Linked DNA regions of Homo sapiens: region 2 is linked to region 1. A link is an interaction called in ENCODE POLR2A ChIA-PET data of the cell type or tissue named here. Cell type or tissue: Panc1. All regions are shown on one strand. Links, peaks and the distances in the headings refer to the core of each region. The heading gives the core; the rest is flanking DNA. Region 1 overlaps BCAS3 (BCAS3 microtubule associated cell migration factor). Region 2 overlaps BCAS3 (BCAS3 microtubule associated cell migration factor).

Region 1 (4,402 bases), core at 216-4,215:
AGGGTGTTAAATTTGGGGGTACTAATTCCTGAGGAATATTTATTTGATTTTAAGCCATGAAAAATTTCCCACCTCTATTTGATAAATTATATTCCTTTACCCTCACAACTTAAAAGTTATGTCAATTACCCAGCTGAACAAAAACAATTTTATATTATACATTTGTATTGTAACATTGTTAAATGAATTAGATAACAATGACTACTGGCTTCCCAATCATAATTTGAGACAGATAAATCTGTACTTTATTGATAGCAGAAGCAGATAGCCCTAATCACTAAACACCAGCACAATCTGGTTTCTGTAGGATAATGACCCATCTCTATATTCATAACAACAATCTCATTCATCATAATTCACATTAAAAAAAGAAGAATAACTCTAGTCAAGCTAATGGAAGAAACGTGTGAAAAGTGATTGGATGGGTAAAACTCTGTATGCAGCTGGAGAGTCCTAATTGATTATATTGTGCTGCAACTAAGCCTTCTGCTTGTACATCAGATCTTTATCTAACTACATTTCAATTGATTTTCACTGATAGTCTTCTTTTTTATGTCTAAGGTTTAAAGTACTAAACTAATAAAAGGATAAAAGACTTTGTAATACAGATTTCAAAATATAATGTCCAAGCAGGACGTCCATGGAATAAGAGGGCAGATTGAATGTATACAGCCCACCCAACCAGAACCTGTGAATTTTAATTTAAAATAAAGAAAGAGATTGGGATTAAAGTCTGTATTTGAAGAGTCTGAAGCAAAACACCAACTCAAACATTCAAAGATACAAGTGTCTAATTTTTTTATGATAGAATGTAGAGATGTAGGACAAAAGATTACCCATTTAGTAGCTATAGTATATAGTCTTATGTAATGTACATATTCAATGTTTAGTCCAAAATCAAAATGCCATGAATTTAGCTCTCTCATTAAATAATGATGGGTTTGGAAACAAGTCAGGTGCAACAGATAGACACTATGTAACTTCCACTTAAAAGACCTACTAAATTAATTGGTATACATAATCTCAAAATAGCACTGCTGAACAGAATATAGAATGAGGGTATAAACTTCCATCCTTGAGAATATATTTTGATAGTTTAATTGCATACACTAAGTTAGACATATCTAAAGTGCACCATTTACAAGTTTTAACATATGTATACACCCATGAAATCATCACCACAATCAAGATAATGAACATAGTGTAGTGATCACTGCCAAAGGTTAAATCATGCCCCTTTGTAATCCATCTCTCTTCCTGCCCCATTTGGATATCCAGGAAACCACTTCTTGCTTTCAGTTACCACAGATTAGTTAGCATCCTCTAGCACATTATAAAAATGAAGCCGTACAGTATGTATTCATTTGTTCTGGCTCCTTTTGCTTATTTGAGATCCACCCATATTATCGCATTTATCAAGAACTCATTCCTATTTATTGCTGAGTAGTATTCCATTTTATAGATAAATACCAATTCGTTTCTCCATTTACCTGTTAAGGGACATTGGGTTATTTCCATTTCTTGACTACTACAAGTGTATATAGCTGATACTAAACTTTCATGTACGGTTCTTATATGGACAAATGCCTTCATTTCTCTTGGTTAAATATTTAGGAATGGAATGGCTAGATCATATGATAAGTGCATGTTTAATGTTTTAAGAAACTAGCAAGGAGTTTTCCAAAACATTTGTACAATTTTCTATTTCCAAAAGCAATGTACAAGAGCTCCAGTTGCTCTATGTCCTTCCCCAAGACTAGGTATGATCAGCATTTTAAATTTTGGGATATCTAATAAGCAGGTAGTGGGATCTCATTTTTGTTTTAATTTGCAAATCTCTAAGGACTAACGGTATTAAACATTTTTGCATATGCTTCTTTGCCATCTATAGATCTTCTTTGGTGAAATCTGTTCAAATCATTTGCTCATTTTTAAAAATAAAAGATTGAGGCCAGAGTGCGGTGGCTCATGCCTATAATCCTGGCACTTTGGGAGGCTGAGGCAGGAGGATCACTGGAGCCCAGGAGTTCAAGACCTGCCTGGGCACTATACAGTGGGACCCTGTCTCTACAAAAAATTTCAAAAATTGTTGGGACATGTTGGCACATGACTGTAGTCCCAGCTACTTGGGAGGCTGAGGTGGGAGGATCACTTGAGCCTAGGAGGTGGAGGCTGCAGTGAACCATGATAGCACCAGTGCACTCCAGCCTGGGTGACACAGCAAGACCATCTCTCTAAATACATAAATAAATAAATAAATAAATAAATAAATAAATAAATAAATAGACATTACACAATTTTCAACCTGTCAGAAAAAACAAATCACTGACAATGGGGGGACAGGGCCTCAGCCTTTTGAGGGTTGGGTTCATTTTTTCTTTTACTATCAGGAAGTAAGAATAAAAATTATATCACTGAGTAAAATGAAAACAAAAATATAGGAAGAAAAAAATTTTCTGGGTAAATAGCTTTTCTGGTTTTATATCTATATATAAAGTCAGAAAAATGTATATATTAGCCATATATTAAATACATATATAATATATTAAATAACCATATACATCTTACCTTATAAATAAGGTTGACAGTTTAAAGGAAAATATTTTCTCTACATTTTAAATTTGTCCAAATTTTTTCTTTTTCTTTTTCTTTTTTTTTTTTTTTTTTTTTTTGAGATAGGGTCTTGCTCTGTCTCCCAGGCTGGAGTGCAGGGGCACAATCATGGCTCACTGCAGCCTTCCCCTCCTAGGCTTAAGCAATCCTCCCACCTCAGCCTCCGGAGTAGCTGGGACTACAAGGCACATACTGCCACACCCAGCTAATCTTCTGTTATTTTTTGTAGAGCTGGGATCTCACTCTGTTGCCCAGGCTGGATTCTAACTCCTAGACTCAAGCAACCCTTCTGCCTCAGTCTCCCAAAGTGCTAGAATTACAGGCGTGAGCCACCACACCTAGTCTCAAACTTACCTATTTTTTAATTCAGTTGTTAGCTTTCTTATTCTTGAGTTCTGAGCTTTTTATATTTATATATTCTGGATACAAGTCCTTTATCAGTTGGGTGAGCGGAAAATACTTTCTACCAATGTGTAGCTTCCGTTAATATTTTCTCCCAGTGAACCACAGTGTATTGTTGGTGGGAATGTGAATTAGCACAGCCATTATGGAAAACAGTATTGAGGTTTCCCCCAAAATTAAAAATAGAGCTATCATATAATCTAGCTGGGACAGCTTTGAAATGATTCCAAACATTCACATAATTTGCTGCATTGGTGACATATGTTTTGCTAAGATAAAAACATGGAGTATAATGCCCTTCCCCATGACAATGTTACATCACCCCTTATCAGACCACATATGTGAGTTACTGATCTCAACTACTGGACTCCAAAACACATGTAAACCCAAGAGCTTTTTTTTTTTTTCCCACTGTGTCACCCAGGCTGGAGCACAGTGACACAATCATAGCTCACTGCATCCTCAAACTCAAGTGATCCTCCTGCCTCAGTCTCCTGAGTAGCTGGGACTATGGCCATGCACCACCACACCCAGCTAATCTTTATATTTTTTACAGAGATGGGGTCTCACTAAGTTGCTCAGGTTGATCTCGAACTCCTGCCAACAAGTAATCTTCCTGCCTTGGCCTCCGAAAGTGCTGGGATTACAGGTGTGAACCACCCATGCCTGACCTAACCCCAGGACTTTGACAAGACACACTGAGACCTCAGGATGCAGCAGGACTACTCTTTGTCAGCCTTCAAGCTGTTCTCCAAAGTCTCACCTGCCAATACCTGCACCACTCACTAGTGTACAAGGACTTGTGTGGTCAAACCATCTCTCCTGAGAAGCTCCCATAGAAAAGTACATATCGAACTGTGATTAGACTTTACTTCCACTGAGGCCTGATTCTATCTTAATTGAGCTACCAGAATTCATCAATTGGACTCTAAATAAAATGGAACTCACTGTGTCTATCGAGTGTATTCCCTACAAGATTTTTTCTCATTTTCTCCCCGTTTGAGCATTGTAGGGAAGCAGGGAAGAGAATCTCTTTGTATGGTAATACACCGTGCGATTATTGAAATCATACTTTGGCCATTTCCTTATTTTAACCATACAAACCATGAGCAATCCTGAAACTGGGTATATACAGAAAGGAAAGGAAATTAGTGTGTTGAAGAGATATCTGTGCTCTCATGTTCATTACAGAACTAGTCACAGCAGCCAAGTTATGGAATCAACCAAAATGTCCATCAACAGATAAATGAAAATGTGGTACATATGCACAATGGAATACTATTCAGCCTTAAAAAAGAAGGAAATCCTGTCATTTGTGACAACATGGATGAGCTTGGAGGACATTATGCTAAGTGAAATGAACCAGGCATGTAAGGACAAATGACCT
Region 2 (4,402 bases), core at 278-4,277, 110 kb before region 1:
CCTGACCTTGTGATCCACCCACCTCAGCCTCCCAAAGTGCTGGGATTACAGGCGCGAGCCACCACGCCTGGCCTCCATAGAGCTCTTTAGGTGTAAAGACCATGGCATCTTTCTAGTTGCATCTCTGGTGTCTGGCTCAGTAGGTGGCCCATAAAGTTTCAGTGAATGAATAAATGAATGAATGCAGTATAAAGGTCCTAGAAAGCATTCTCTGTCTTTCCTCACCCTGGCCAGGATCTCTGTAGTGTAATTTGCCTCAATATGCTAACTTCTCACTCTGGTAAGCCCGTGGCAGAGTTTAGAGACCAAACATATTTACAGTCCAACCTACTCTGAAGGTGACATGCTCCTCTGGCTGCCCTGGGAGCTGCCTTCACAACGGTGTAAAGCGAGTATTTAACTTAGCCCTGCTAACAGCGTGCCCACAGATCCTGGCACACTGTTAGCACTCTCTGCTGGTGTGAAAATCCCTATTCTGACATGTTACTTTTTGGTCGTGCACCAAGCAGCAGCATGCTAACGTGAGAAAATCTGGAGAAACCCTTCTAGGTCCAGTTATCGATGGCCTCCAGGGTCATAAACACCACGTCGGATTTCTATCCTGCTGGCCATTTACCAGCCTCCCAATAACCAGAGGCCTCTCCACACGCCAGACTTCACCAGCACAGGAGTGGGCGCAGACATCAGTATAAACCCAGCAACCTCTGCTTCATCTGCTCACGATAACTTTCAAATGCAGATTCAGAGAACTCAGAAGCAAGAGGAAATGTCTCATATTCGGCAGCGCCCCACCCCCGCAGACCCTCCGCACCCCGCCCTGCAGGCTCCCCAAGGGATGGTTGCAAAGATCTACCCTTTGAAAGCTGCAAAGAAATCCCAGAGGAAGATGTGTGCAGAGTTTAAGCTACTTTGTAGCAGTCTGTTGACTCACACTCACACACTGGGAACTCTCTGGAAAAAACTTCCCACCAGTTGTTTCCTTTATGAAATGTTTCTGGTCCATGAGTAAAAAGGTGTCATGATATTGACAGTCAAAGCCTGGGGCTGGTTTTAGGTCTGAGGTTTCACAAGACAAACTGCAATATTCATGTATTCACGTAACTTGAGTGTGTGTGTAAGCTAAGTCTTGAAACTAAAAAAAAATTGGTAGAGCTTTAGAATTTAGAGGACTAAAGCTGATTCGCCTAAAGTAGGGACTGGAGATGGGAGGGAAGACATGAGAAACTCGAGGCTCAGCTGCAGGCTCCTTTACCTTTGGGAAACTGCAGATCCGCAGCTCCTAGCTCCTAGTCTCTTGTCTCCTGGATAAACAAGCCTTATCGGCCACCCACAGTACTTCAGTTAGTAAAAGGGCTTAGGAATGTAAATCACACTGGAGTGAAGTGTGATTCTAATTTGCACTTAATCAAAGCCAATTAGAAGTACATTATTTACACAAAGTCCATGCATCTCAATTATGCCTAGCACAGCTCAAGACAGTTTTGAGCCCAGACCTTAATTCTGCTTAATTAGAGGAGTAAACATTTTCACTGCGTCAATCCTCTAGTCTAGTCTAGTCTAGATCCTATGGATAAACCAAACCAAGCATGTAGAGCTTTTCACTTTAGGGCCAGGTAAAGTGTAACTGACACCTGTTGAAAATCTGCAGAAAACAAAGTATTCAGACCTGGAAGTTATGTTGGAGAAGCAGCACTCAGTTCTTTTATATACATTTATTAGCAGGGACTCTGCCGTGCACTGTTGTATTTGTTTCCCCTTCCTTTGCTGCATTTTAGCAAGAAACACACACACACACACACACACACACAACCTAGGAGGAGGGGAAAAGCAAAACACCCCAATTTAGTTCTCAAGTGATACTTTTCATTTCTCTGGTTCCTGTGGTCCCTGGTCTGCCCAGGTGGAAGCAGTTTCAGGATAGCTGGTTTGAATCACTAGGGGACAGAAGAGACCCCGAGGTTAGCATCAGTCAGTAGGCATGGTCCCAACAGAGACCAAGGACAGGAATTTAGGGCAGCAAAGCTTTCAGAAGCCTACAGACAGGAGAACCAGGAGAGAACCTTGATGACACTTGCTTGAAAACTTCACTTATACATTCATTCAACAACAGGCACTAGCTAGGTGCTGGGGAAGCTTCTGCTGTCCCTTCTGAGGTGGCATCAGGTCACTGTGCTATGCCCTGCCATGCCTGGGCAAATCTCCTCACTTACTGTTGAGTGGAGGCTTTCCTAAGCAGAGACCCTGAGAGCTCTTCTGAGGATTCCTTCTCTACCTTTGCAACAACTGGCATGGCCTTAAGGGAACAAATAAATGCCCACATAGGCTGAAAAGCTAGTTAGAATGAAGCCTAAACAGCAGGAGGGAAAAAAAAAAAGAGTAGAGGAAAAAAAAAAACGCAGTTGTGGGCTGCACTGCTAATTGCAAAGAGCCCAGAAGCAGCATCGGAGGTGAACAAGTCTTCAGATTGTGTCTGGAATTGGTTCCTTCCGGTGGGTTCTTGGGTCTGGCTGATTTCAAGAACCAGCCGCGGACCCTCGCGATGAGTGTTACAGTTCTTAAAGATGGTGTGTCTGGAGTTTGTTCCTTGAGATGTTCAGATGTGTCCAGTGTTTCTTCCTTCCGGTCGGTTCGTGGTCTCGCTGACTTCATTCTCAGGAATGAAGCCACAGACCTTCCTGGTGAGTGTTACAGCTCATAAAGCTAGTGTGGACCCAGAGTGAGCAGCAGCAAGATTTATTGTGAAGAGTGAAAGAACAAACCTTCCTGACATAGAAGGGAACCTGAGCAGGTTTGCGACTGCTGGTGTGGGTGGGGGAGGTGGCCAATTTTTATTCCCTTATTTGGCCCTGCCCACATCCTGCTGATTGGTCCATTTTACAGAGTGATGATTGGTCCATTTTTACAGAGTGCTGATTGGTGTGTTTACAAACCTTTAGCTAGACACAGAACGCTGATTGGTGCATTTACAATCCTTTAGCTAGACAGAAAAGTTCTCCAAGTCCCCACCCAACCCAGAAGCCCAGCCGGCTTCACCTCTCAAGATCGTAATACCAAAGATACAACTAAAGCTGCCCAGGTGAATCAGTTCAAGTTCTAACTGCTTAAAAATCAATTTACAACTGGGTGTGGTGGCCTGCTGTCTCAGCTACTTGGGGGGCTGAGGCAGGAGGACTGTTTGAGCCCAGGAGGTTGAGGCTGCAGTGAGCTATGACTGCGTCACTGCATTCCAACCTGGGTGACAGAGCAAAACCCTGTCTCTAAAATTTTTTTTTAAAAAATCAATTTACGGCCAAGTGCGGTGGCTCACGCCTGTAATCTCAGCAGTTTGGGAGGCTGAGGAAGGTGGATTACGAGGTCAGAAGATTGAGACCATCCTGGCTAACACATTGAAACCCTGTCTCGACTAAAAATACAAAAAATTAGCCAGGCATGGTGGCGGTCGCCTGTAGTCCCAGCTACTTGGGAGGCTGAGGCAGGAGAATGGCGTGAACCCAGGAGGCGGAGCTTGCAGTGAGCTGAGATGGCACCACTGCACTCTAGCCTGGGCGACAGAGCCAGACTCGTCTCAAAAAAAAAAAAAAAATCAATTTACTTTTGCAACCTCATTTTGGTACAAATCCCCTCTAAATTCACTTGGTCTTCCCTTCATCATCGCTGATGAACTAAATAGGAGAGTTAACTAAATATAATAGGGAGAATGAGCTAAACGTAACATAAAGTACTTAGCATAGAGTGGGTGCTTAATGTCTGGTGGATGAAGCTAACTAGTTTGAATGTGTTATAGTCCTCCAAACCAAGACTAGTTGAATTCATTGGTACTTTTCCAGTAAAAATGGTCACCTTTGTATTAAAACATAAATAAAACGGTAAAATCTCTGAAGGAACTAGGCAGCACCATTGAATGTCATGGCTGCCCAATCGTTTTCAATACAAAAAGGAGCAACGTGGAGCAAAAAAAACAACACAACTTTTAGTATTACAACATCACGACATCATAGTATTATTTAAATAAAAGATGCCATGGGCTGATTTATTTTTAAAGGGGGAAAATCACAGTGAAAAAAATTTATATATAAAAATATAAAATATGTATTATATATAATATACAAATATATTGAAAATATATATTTTTACTGTGATTTCTCCCCTTCACTAAAACTCATTTAATTACTTGCACATTTAAGCTCTGTGCATTTCCCTCTGTGAAAAAATTATCTGGATAAAAAATGTTTAAAATTCACATTTTGGGTAGATAAAGGGATGATGCAATGTGACCAACTCATTAAACCAAAATGGAAATTCTCTCAAAGTGAGGTATAGAGACTTCTGGAAGGGTCTGATTCATAATCCTCTGTGTTGATGGGCTTCCTTCTTTTTCAAACACCCCAGATACTCTGTTTTA

Evidence for each region. ChIA-PET counts read pairs that join two places held together with the same protein. Peaks named below come from ENCODE experiments on the same cell type or tissue, not always from the same donor. Only the 100,000 strongest peaks of a DNase experiment are listed, where the experiment ranks them.
Region 2: POLR2A ChIA-PET joins it to region 1 with 7 read pairs; 1 of 35 experiments calls an interaction of 5 or more read pairs at or near these places.

What each region holds. Positions count from the first base shown.
Region 1 is chr17:61,174,409-61,178,810 of GRCh38, reverse strand. The region is part of intron 22 of BCAS3 (BCAS3 microtubule associated cell migration factor); the gene reads right to left. Among named protein-coding and RNA genes, the nearest start is that of BCAS3-AS1, 41 kb to the right of the region's middle. In Panc1, for the core only: no CTCF peak of the experiment used is centred there; no DNase peak of the experiment used is centred there; H3K27ac peaks cover 953 bases.
Region 2 is chr17:61,282,638-61,287,039 of GRCh38, reverse strand. The region is part of intron 22 of BCAS3 (BCAS3 microtubule associated cell migration factor); the gene reads right to left. Among named protein-coding and RNA genes, the nearest start is that of TBX2-AS1, 110 kb to the left of the region's middle. RefSeq lists an enhancer at 2,960-3,460. In Panc1, for the core only: no CTCF peak of the experiment used is centred there; no DNase peak of the experiment used is centred there; H3K27ac peaks cover 1,066 bases.